Regions from separate parts of the Homo sapiens genome. Here region 2 is linked to region 1. Evidence: chromatin loops called from intact Hi-C (ENCODE). Cell type or tissue: Caco-2. All regions are shown on one strand. Each heading gives the region's core, and the rest is flanking DNA. Links, peaks and the distances in the headings are about the cores only. Region 1 overlaps AGBL3 (AGBL carboxypeptidase 3). Region 2 overlaps AGBL3 (AGBL carboxypeptidase 3).

Evidence for each region. A loop is a pair of places that touch in the nucleus more often than their neighbours do. Peaks named below come from ENCODE experiments on the same cell type or tissue, not always from the same donor. Only the 100,000 strongest peaks of a DNase experiment are listed, where the experiment ranks them.
Region 2: it touches region 1 in a loop (10-fold over the local background); 4 of 110 quality-filtered maps call a loop at or near these places.

The regions. Positions count from the first base shown.
Region 1 is chr7:134,989,018-134,994,407 of GRCh38, forward strand. It overlaps AGBL3 (AGBL carboxypeptidase 3), which reads left to right. Exons shown (of 17, transcript NM_178563.4): 3 at 233-293; 4 at 4,476-4,661. Among named protein-coding and RNA genes, the nearest start is that of AGBL3, 5.2 kb to the left of the region's middle. RefSeq lists an enhancer at 2,432-2,481. In Caco-2, for the core only: no CTCF peak of the experiment used is centred there; DNase peaks (open chromatin) are centred at 2,534, 2,894 and 3,204.
Region 2 is chr7:135,092,607-135,097,996 of GRCh38, forward strand. All of the region lies in intron 15 of AGBL3 (AGBL carboxypeptidase 3), which reads left to right. It also overlaps a transcript of CYREN not described here. Among named protein-coding and RNA genes, the nearest start is that of TMEM140, 53 kb to the right of the region's middle. In Caco-2, for the core only: no CTCF peak of the experiment used is centred there; no DNase peak of the experiment used is centred there.

The sequences.
Region 1 (5,390 bases), core at 146-5,145:
TGACCACACCCAGTGGAAGAGGAGGAATGAAAGATGCAAACTTTAAGGTTTCAGGATATTTGAAGTGTTGGGTGCATTGAGACCAGTAGCTGATAATAATCCTTTAATTTTCTCGTTTATTAAAGGTTAAAGACATATACTCAATCCCAAGTACTAAAATAGATGTAAAAAAATTCTGGATTTGAAAACTGTTGGTTTTTAAAAGAGAAATATTTTTAAATTCTTATTTTAGGATGAGGATATGTTCATGAAATTTGTAAGTGAAGATCTTCATCGGTGTGCACTTTTAACAGGTTTGAACCTATTCATATAGTTTTTGTTTAGCATAAAACTTTGAATGGATAAAAAAGAAGATGAGGAAACTAAAAAGTCAGATTGAATAATATAGGGAATGATTATTCTAGTAGATTGTGAAAGAGAACTGTATCTACTTGCAGAGTTCAAACTTTTCAGGTTTGTTTTAGGTAAGCCTATTTTATATTAGAAAATAATAAATGAAAGTGGTGATTATCTTATATTTAACATAAGGATTTACCTTGTCATTTGTTTAAATGTATTGACTGTATGACTCAAGTTATAACGGACAGATTATGTTAGAAGTACATCTTCATTTAAACGAAGTACATTGTCTAAAGAGTCTCATTAATAAAGTCATTCATTTGCAACTGAACATGTGTGTGGACATCTTGATGTATACTTAATTTTTAAAGATTTATACTTAGAATTGTACTTTCAAACTCTAAGATATCTCTACTAAATATTTACATATGTGTCACAAATACTCTGAAATTGGAGTTAAGGCCTTTATCTTTTTTTTTTTCTTTTGTCTTTTGCCACCATCCTAAAATAAATCTTCCTGTTTGAAATAACCACCATTCTTAGTTTGGTGTGTATCATTCTAGAACTTCTTTGCATATACACATATCTATACCCATAGGCATAGAAATTTTATAGTACTGTTTTGTGGACATTTCCCTGCTACCCTTTTCTGTTTTTTAAATTTTGCCAAGCTATTAGAAAACAGGAGATAACTCACTCCTTTAACTAGCATTTCTGGGATTGCTAGAAAAATTGAGAATTACTTCTATAGGCTTATTATCTACTCATATTCTTAGTTGGTCTGAATTGCCCATTTATACTAATCCCTTTATGTTGCTTCCTTTGTTTAGAACATTACCAAAAGCAAGATGTAAAACATTTAATCACCCCTAAGTGTTCCTGTGTCTCTGCAGTAGATCCTCTCCTTCCAGGCTTCACCCCTGGCTCCAGGCAACCAGTGATTTGCGTTCCCTCCCCTATATTTGGCTTTTCTAGAATTTCACAAAACAGAATCATACATTTTGTGTTTTCTGTCTTCTTTCATTTAGCATAATACTCTTGAGATTTATCCATGTTGTTGCATATATCAGTAGTTCCTTTTTATTGTTGAGAGGTATTCCATTATGTGAATAGATCAAAATTTCTCCATTTAGCCATCCATTCATGCTCATTTAAATTATTTTCAGTTTGGGGCTGTAACAAATAAAGCTCCTATGAATATTTTTGTACAAGTCCTTGTGTGAACATGTTTTTGTTTCTCATGGGTAAATCCCTAGGAATAGTATTATTGGGTTATATGCTAACTATATACTGTATGAGAAACTGTATCTGTTTTCTAAAGTGGCTATATCCTTTTGCATTCCCAGCAATGTGTTATTTCTTCGCCAATAATTCTTAGGTTTTAATTCAGTACAAGTGTGCTTTTCCCTTACCTCATGGAGCATAATTGTAATGACTCCTTTAAAGTTCTTGTCTGATAGTTTTAACATCTGGGTTATCTTGATGTTAACATTTGTTGATTGCCTTTTGCCCTGAGAACTGGTCCTACTCCTGGTTTTCCATTATTCATGCTATGCTGTGTAGATTCTGGGTCAGTGTATTTCTTCTAGCAGGCAATCAATCCAGTTAGGTTGAAGCAATAAGTTCTGGTGCCCCTTCTGTGGATAATTCAGATCTCAGTTCTGATCTGTAAGCCTTTGCTATGCTTATTTGGTTCTTTCCCATGCCAGTGTAGTTCAGGGGTTTTGAGACTTGTATAGATGGTTCAAAGTCCTGTTTAGTTCTCTTAAGTTTTCCTTGTATTGGTTTGGGACTATCTTGCACATGTGTAATTCAGGGATTGAGCTGAGACATTTGTGTGTGGGTGGGGGGGGGGTTGGTTAAAATTTCAGTTAAGTTTTCATAGTCTCTGAGAGTGTGTCTGCTTGCATAGCTCAGGGATTAGGATGAGACTTTTGTGCACTCATACACAGGATTAGGAGATACCTTTCTCTGGTTGCTTTCTTCCCTTCAGATTCCCTCCACACTGTAAGGACCCCTTTTCCTGGGTCTTCTGTTAAGAAAGACTGGGTTTCTGATTTGGAGAAGGAATTTTTTTTGTTTGTTTTCTTGTATGTGTACATATTGTCATTTCTTAGTCTAGGCCAGAATTTCTCAACCTCTACACTACTGACCACCCCACCATGTTCTCCCATGACATCCTGTATATGCCTGCATGGTTGCCCTTGCCATATCATATCACCTAACCCTTCCTTCTTTCTGTCTGTACTGAGAACGCCTTGATCTCAGAGGCTGTCTTATCAATGTTTGTATCTCTTCCAAGCACTGGGTCTGGCACATAGTAGGTAATCACTAAATAGGATATTATCATTGTTAGGGTGGTGTGACTAAATTATTCTGCTCAAGAGAAAAAGAAAAGGCTACTCTCAAGCATTTTGGAATCAAACATTTATAATAAAAAATAACTCCAAACTTTAGTAAACAGAAAAAAAAAAAGACTCAGTTTCTATCTGAGATTTAGCCATTTGCACCACCACACTTCTCTGTGCATGAGGCCTGCCATTCAGCAGGCCAGAGCAAACAAGGGGCTGGACTCACCTTCCTGTGGGGGTGCTTCTCTAAGTATTAACTCTACAGTCTGCTCTTGTTTACTTTTCAAATTCTTCAGATAGTTATGTTTTTGTATTTTATCTAGAGTTTAGTTGGAATTAGTGAGAGAGAAGGCCTTTATAAGACTTATGTTGCCACAGCAGGACTAGAACTCTTGTTCATTAACTTTTGGGTGAATGACAAACTTGCAAATTTTACATGTGGTTGCTGGATTTTGTTGTATTCAGTTAAAGAATGTTGGACTTTGTCCTGATAAGCAGTTGTTTTGCTTGTGGATCAGTTTCATTACTTTGAGGCTTGCCTTTCAGCTTTGTTAGAGTGTGTCCAGCCACAACAGTCTTTACTCCGGGGCTGAGTTCATTATTTAGGTGTCAGCTCACATGTTACCTCTTCAGAGAAATCTTGCCTGACCACCCTATCTAAAATAGCATTCTTACTCCCACTTTCCCATTTCTAATCTTCATTTATATTTCTGTTTTTTATTTTTGTAGCATTTATGATCACTGAAATTATCTTGTTTTCCTATTTATATATGCCCTACTACAGTGTAAGCTCATGATGGCAGGGACATTGTTTTTTTCACCCTGTATGGCAATTGTCTGTATATAGTTTTTAGCACATAGTAGATGCATGATAAGCATCTGTTGAATGAATGAGTCTATAGAACAATCCTGATAAGTAACTAGGGCAGGTGATATTATTAGTTATTGACCTGTAGTAAGATTTATGTTCAAAGAGGCTGCCTTGCCCAAACAAAGTCATACAAAAACAAAGTGGTAAAAGGGAAGGAATCCAGTTATCTGAGCTCTAGTCCAGTTGCTGTATCAGCTGTTGTACAAAAATAACCAAGAACTAAATCTCGGCAAAAAGCCACATTTCAGAGGTGAAAGAGCAAGAGGAGTCAGTGAGACAAATGGAAAACCAAATATGTGGAAGGGAGGGGGAAACCCAGGAAATGTATCATAAGAGAAGTGCGCTTAAGGAGGGTGACCATCAACGTCAAATTGATGCCGTACAGTATCACACCAAAACACCAGATCACTGCACAGCCTGCTTGGCGTGGCCCCATACTAGTCTATGTGAATTGTGTTCCTGGCATTGTATCACACAGTAGCTCTAGAAGGAGAACTGAGAAAAAGTTGTGACTGAGTTCACTAGCAAACCTTGAGAATACAGTTCCAGGAAGTGGTGAGGAATTATAGTTCATCACTGTATTTAACTCGTTAGACAAATAGTGTGACTACATTTAAGAAGAGTCAAAGTAGATGATTTGCTAGAAAAGCTACGAGAAACATGTTTTTAAACCAGTAGTGAGCTTTTAGAATAAATTAATAGTATAAAAGTCAACTATCTTTTGGCTACTGTGAAGATCAATCATCACAAAATTTCATTAGTACTTTTATAAACAGTGCCATGAATTATAAAACATTTATAATGATACCCACACATTGAATAGTGTTGAAAGGAAAAAAGGAACTATATAAAAATTACAGGAGTTGGTATTTTTCTTCTTCCCACTCATGATTGTGTTTGAATCTTTTTCTCAGCTGACTCTTTTGGTGATCCCTTCTTCCCCCGGACTACACAGATACTATTAGAATATCAGCTAGGGAGATGGGTGCCACGTCTTCGTGAACCAAGGGATTTATATGGTGTCTCTTCTTCTGGTCCATTGAGCCCAACACGGTGGCCATACCATTGTGAAGTCATCGATGAAAAAGTCCAGCATATTGGTATGTTTTTAGCAGTTTGGGGGATTCAGACATTAGCAAACTTACTTTGCCAACCTTAATTTTAATGAGGAGACTCACAATGTTAGAAAACAGCACATTCCAACAGAAATATAACATGAGCCACATAATGTAATTTTAAATTTGCTTGTAGCCACATTTAAAAAGGCAAAAAGAAGAAAATGAAATTAACTTTAAAAATGGATTTTATTTAACCCAAATATATCCAGAATATTTCACATTCTTTTTGTCCAAAGTCTTCAGAATCTGGTGTGCATTTATCTTTACAGACATTTGAATTGAGATCAGCCACATTTCAAGTGTTCAGTAGCCACATGGGCTTAAATGGAGGCACTTGCAGCATTTGCTTGGCTCCTGAAGCTTTAGCAATTCTAAACAATTCCAAAGGGCATGACGGTGTCCCAGGCACAAACTCATACACAGAGTGAAGTCACAGATGGAGGCTATGCCGGAATGGCTGTGAGCTGTAGTCCTGCTCTTTGTGGCTCTCTGTCTCTTTCTCCTTATTTCCTCCTTGTAGGTCTGTCTTCTTAGTGTATCTTTATCTTCTTTTACCACTTTCTGCCTTTCTCCTTTTTTCCTCTTTTCCTCTTTCATTTTCTCTTTCTGCTCCTTTGTCTTTTTCCCACTCTCTGCTTTTTCCTTTAATGGATGTTTATGAAACTGAAGAGTATATATTTTAGTATATATAGATTTTAATATTTCTGTATG
Region 2 (5,390 bases), core at 144-5,143, 100 kb after region 1:
ATATGAAACAAATGCTACTTATTGTGTTATGGGGTTACATCGGAGTTGTTTGTGGGTAGGAGCAAATCAGAAAAGGTTTCTCAGAAAAGGTAATTGTTAAGATTTCAGGGGCCAAATAAATTGAACTTTTTTTTTAACCAACTTCTATATCTATTAAGAATTAGAATGAAAAAGTAAGAGAAAATACTAGCAAACCAAAAGGGATTATACACAATGACCAAATAGGATTTATCCCAGAAATGCAAGGTTAGTTTAGCATACGAAATTATGAAAATTAAACAATATAATATACCATGTTAATAGAATATAAAGAAAAAGGCACATGGTCATCTCAATAGATGCAGAAAAAGTATCTGGCAAAATCCAACATTCTTTCATGATTAAAAAAGAGACACTCAACAAATTAGGAAAGATAGAATCTTCCTCTACTAAAAAAAAAAAAGCCATCTTCAAAAATCCTGCAGCTAATGTCATAGTTGGTAGTGCAAGACTAAATGCTTTTCTCCCTGAGACCTGGAACAAGACAGGGATATTCACTCTCAACACTTCTATTCAACATTATAATGAAGGCTTCAGCCGGGCAATAAGGCAAGAAAAAAAAAAAGGCATCCAAATTAGAAAGAAAAAAGCGAAGCCATTTCTATTTGTAGGATATATGTTCTTGTATATAGAAAATCCGAAGGAACACACACACACACATACACACGCCACACTATTAGCACTAATAAATGAGTTCAACAAGGTTGCAGGATAAAAGATCAATAGGCAAAAATCAGTTGTAATGAATGAACTGTATGGTATGTGAATTACATCTCAAAAACCTGTTATAAAAATCAATTGTATCTCTATACACTAGCAATGAACATTTAAAAAATGAAATTAAGAAAACAATTCCATTTACATTAGCATCAAAAAGAACAAAATACTTAGGAATAAATTTTACAAAAGAAGTACAAGACTTATAAACTGAAAACTACAAAAAACACAGTTGAACTGTATTAAAGAAGCTTTAAATAAATGGCAAGATAACTCTGGTCATGGATCAGAAGATTTAATATTGCTAGATGGCAATACTCCTCAAATTGATAGATTCAGTGCAATCCCTATCAAAATGTCAGCTACCTTTTGTGCAGAAACTAACAAACCAAATCTGAAATTTATATGGAAATACAAGGGACCCAGAATAACCAAAGCAATTTTGATAAAGAACAATGTTTAAGGATTCCTGATTTCAAAACTGACTACCAAGCTATAGTAATTGAGACTGTGTGGTACTGGCCTAAGGGTAAACATATAGATAAATGAAATAGGATTGAAAATATGTAAATAAACCTTTATATATATTTCAATTGATTTTTCAACAAAGATGCCAGGACAATTGGATGGGGAAAAAAAATAGTCTTTTCAGCAAATGGTACTGGGACAACTGGATATCCACATGCAAAAGAATGAAGTTGGCCGTGTTCCTTATACCATACACTAAAAATAATAAAAAATGGATCACAGAAACAAATGTAGGAGTTAAAACTACTCTTAGAAGAAAATATAGACTTACTATTTAAACAGATAATAAGGGGCCTTCTCGTTTTAGCTGCAACATGAATAATGCTTGAAAGTCAACATTCCTGTCCTTACAACAACAAAAAAGCTGAACAAACTAAAAATCAGCAACTTATTGGATCCATCAGAGAACTGAGGCTGACAAGTAAACTACTACCCTGAAATCTGAAGAGACAGACGAATCCAGGGAGTCACTGCTGAGATCTGCTTGTCTGAGGCAGAAGCTGCTAGAATCATAAACTGGTAGGAACACTTAAACAGTGATTTTAACAAATTGCCAGAGGCTGAGTGCGCACTAGCTTGAAAGTGAGAAACTCCTGGTGGCCATAGTCTTGTCTGGAGCTTCATTTTTGTGGACTTTATCTTCAGGAATCCCACCAGGTTCTCATAGAGCCAAGAAAGACCTCTTAGTTGCTCTGGAAAGGGGAGAAGAAGAGTAAACATTGTGAAATACACCCAGAGCATTCTCCGTAACAAGGGCCTACTCTCTTAGGGTGTTAACTCTAAAAGGAGAAAATCAATAGGTTAGAGACAAATGAAGCATTTATTCAGAATAGGAATTGCAACCTGGGTAGTAGTCAGAGACCATACCACCCAAGAGGAGCAAGAGGCCTTACATTTATAGGAATTTATTCAGATTACATAAGTTGTTTGTCAGATTTTTCATTGGTTTACCAAACAAAGAAGGCTTTAATCATTAGTAGAATGGTGCATTTGCAACAGCTGGCAAGGAAAAATTATATACAGAATCCCTTAAAGACTGGGATCAGTTTCCTTGTATTGTTGAGAGCACAGATGTTTGCAAAGGAACTTGGTTTTCATAGTTCCCTTGTTGGTCTCACAGTTCATCAGCAGTTCAACATGGAGTAAGTAGCCCAAGATAGAGTCACTCATGTTAAGCCTGGAACTCTGCTAAGTTCACAAGGTGAACAGTCTTTACCAGAACCTTATCCTATTTTCGGGGAGGGATATTTCTGCAACTCCAGCCTCCTCTAGTCTTCCTGTCTCACTGGAGGGTTGGAGGAAGAAAAGCTAAGAAACACTTATTAAGGTCATAGCCCAGGAACACAGGCCCACTTAGACTGAGATTTAAAAATAAGTTTATAGGATACTTCCTCTCCCCCATACCTTACCACCACACCAACATGACTCCAGTATAATAACAGTGGTTTACAGCTGATAAAGCAGCAAGAAAGACAGATTCTATCTGATAAGTCGTTCTTTGGAAATCCTAAAGACAACAGGAGAGACAAAAACAAATATCCTAGAGGAATTCCAAGCCTTTGATACTAGTGGCTACAGCAAACATTAAACAGTCCAATTCCTTGTCAGATTAATATAAAACCCCATAGTAAAGGCCTATTAACTTCAGTTTTTGTTACCCACTGTCCTGTGACCAACAAAAGATTTTAAAGCATTTTAAAAGGCAAGAAAATACAAAAGCCATATGTTATCTTTGCTTTCAGTTCCCCAAAATAGAAAATGGAAGCAACACTGTTTTTTGTGCTAATTGGATACATCATAGATTACCCACCATTCAAAGTCACTGTCACTTTTTTTCCCCTTGACTGCTGATGTTGGCAACCATGATTTTTGCTGCTCACAATAATGGATCATCCAGGGGAGCATCACTCTGAGTGGACGGGGGTACTGAAGTGCAACTTAAGTGTGTTGCAATCTGGAGTGCTAACAATTCATCTTTGGGCAGGACACAGTGGCTCACGCCTGTAATCCCAGCACTTTGGGAGGCTGAGGCAGGCAGATCACCTGAGGTCAGGAGTTCAAGATCAGCCTGGCCAACATGGTGAAACCCTGTCTCTACTAAAACTACAAAAATCAGCTGGGTGTAGTTCCACATACCTGTAGTCCCACCTACTTGGGAAACTGAGGCAGGAGAATTGCTTGAACCTGGGAGGCGGAGGTTGCAGTGAGCTGAGATCATGCCACTGCACTCCAGGCTGGGTGACAGAGACAGACTCTCTCTCAAAAAAAAAAAATTAATCTTTGACTTTACCTGTGAGTTAACTGTTTTGCTTACATTGAGATAGCACTAACTTAATTTCAGTGTTGTGTATATTGGGATCATGTTTCCTAAGAGTTCAGACAATGAAAAGAGAATGAGTATAATACCAATGCCAGCATGGCCCAAATGTCACCAAAAAAGAAAAAGAGGAAAGAAAGAAAGAAAGAGAGAGACAGACAGACAGACAGACAGAGAAGGAAGGAAGGGAGGGAGGGAGGAAGGAAGGAAAGAAAGAAAGAAAGAGATATATATGGCTATTCTTTTAATGACTCGTGGAAGAACATATACAACTAGGAAGATACCCAAAATAGAACATCACCAAAAAAGAAAAAGAGAAAAAAACAAAAAGAAAAAGAAAGAAAGAAAGAAAGATAGATAGATAGATAGATAGATACATAGATAGATAGATAGATAGATAGATAGATAGATAGATAGGGCTATTCTTTTAATGACTGGTGGAAGAACTTATACAACTAGGAAGATACCCAAAATAGAACATCACCAAAAAAGAAAAAGAGGGAAGAAAGAAAGAGAAGAAAGAAAGAGAAAGAATGAAAGAAAGAAAGAAAGAAAGAAAGAAAGAAAGAAAGAAAGAAAGAAAGAAAAAGGGAAGAAGGAAGGACATACATGGCTATTCTTTTAATGACTGGCGGAAGAACATATACAACTAGGAAGATACGCAAAATAGAGCATATGACAAAATATGCAGAAAAGAATTTGGGATTGTGCATTATAAAGGAAAGGATGTGAAAGCACATATGAAGACTGAATCTCAGGAGTCCTGGAAGAGACAAGCAAGTACTTCTAAATCAATTGAAAGTGTTTTTATGACCCAAGAAGATACCAATGCTCAGTTGAACATAATAACTGGTGAATTTGCTTGGGCATACCACCCAAATGAATGCTTATCACATCAACAAATGAATGCTTATCACATCATTCATTCCCTTGATTGCTTGATGAAACAAAGTAAAATTACATTTCCTGGTTCAAAGGTTACGACTAAAATATCCCGTCGGTCAACAAAGGGAAAATTTTGTAAAAGATGTGTTGGCCTCTTAAAGGGTAGAGCTCATTTTGTCAGATCTTACCAACAATAATGTTTTCTACAGTGTATCAAGTGATACACTGAATCATGGCAACAAAAGAAAAAATCCCCATGGCTTTTAGGTACTTTGATTTGAAAAGTGAGGTTTCAAATAATCTTGATTTCTATGAATATTTTAATGAAACCAAAGAAAACATAAAACCAAATATTGCTAGCTAATATTTTGTCCAAAAACTAACTAGACTTTGCTCATCAATCTGCATTATTGGCAATGAAAATGTAAATTTTGGCATGTTTCATTCAGTCTGTGAACTTCTTATCAAAGAAAATGAAAAGATCTTACCCACTAAATGTCTTCCATATGTTGTACTGTGAAGGGTATGATTTGCTAGCCTGTGACATTGAGGCTTTTATAATAAAAGTTTGGGGTCACTTTTTAATTTCCTGAAAACATACAGAAGCACTGAATGAGACTTCTGACTTTATGGAAATGGAAGAAGATATCCTCCTTAGACATGTACCTGAGTTATTTGATATTATATGTAGGTTGTGACAAAGACGTGTATGGTAAAAAATGACATTTGGGAAGAAATAAGACTGACTCAGAACTCAAAAATATGTCACCAGAAAGGAGCATACAAGTTAAACAGTACTAAAATTATAATTTATTTGTAATCTATGCTCAGTTTAAGTTCAGATTACCTCAGTGCTTTAAAAACATTTTCCCTGAGAAAGAGAAGTTTAACTTATAATGACATT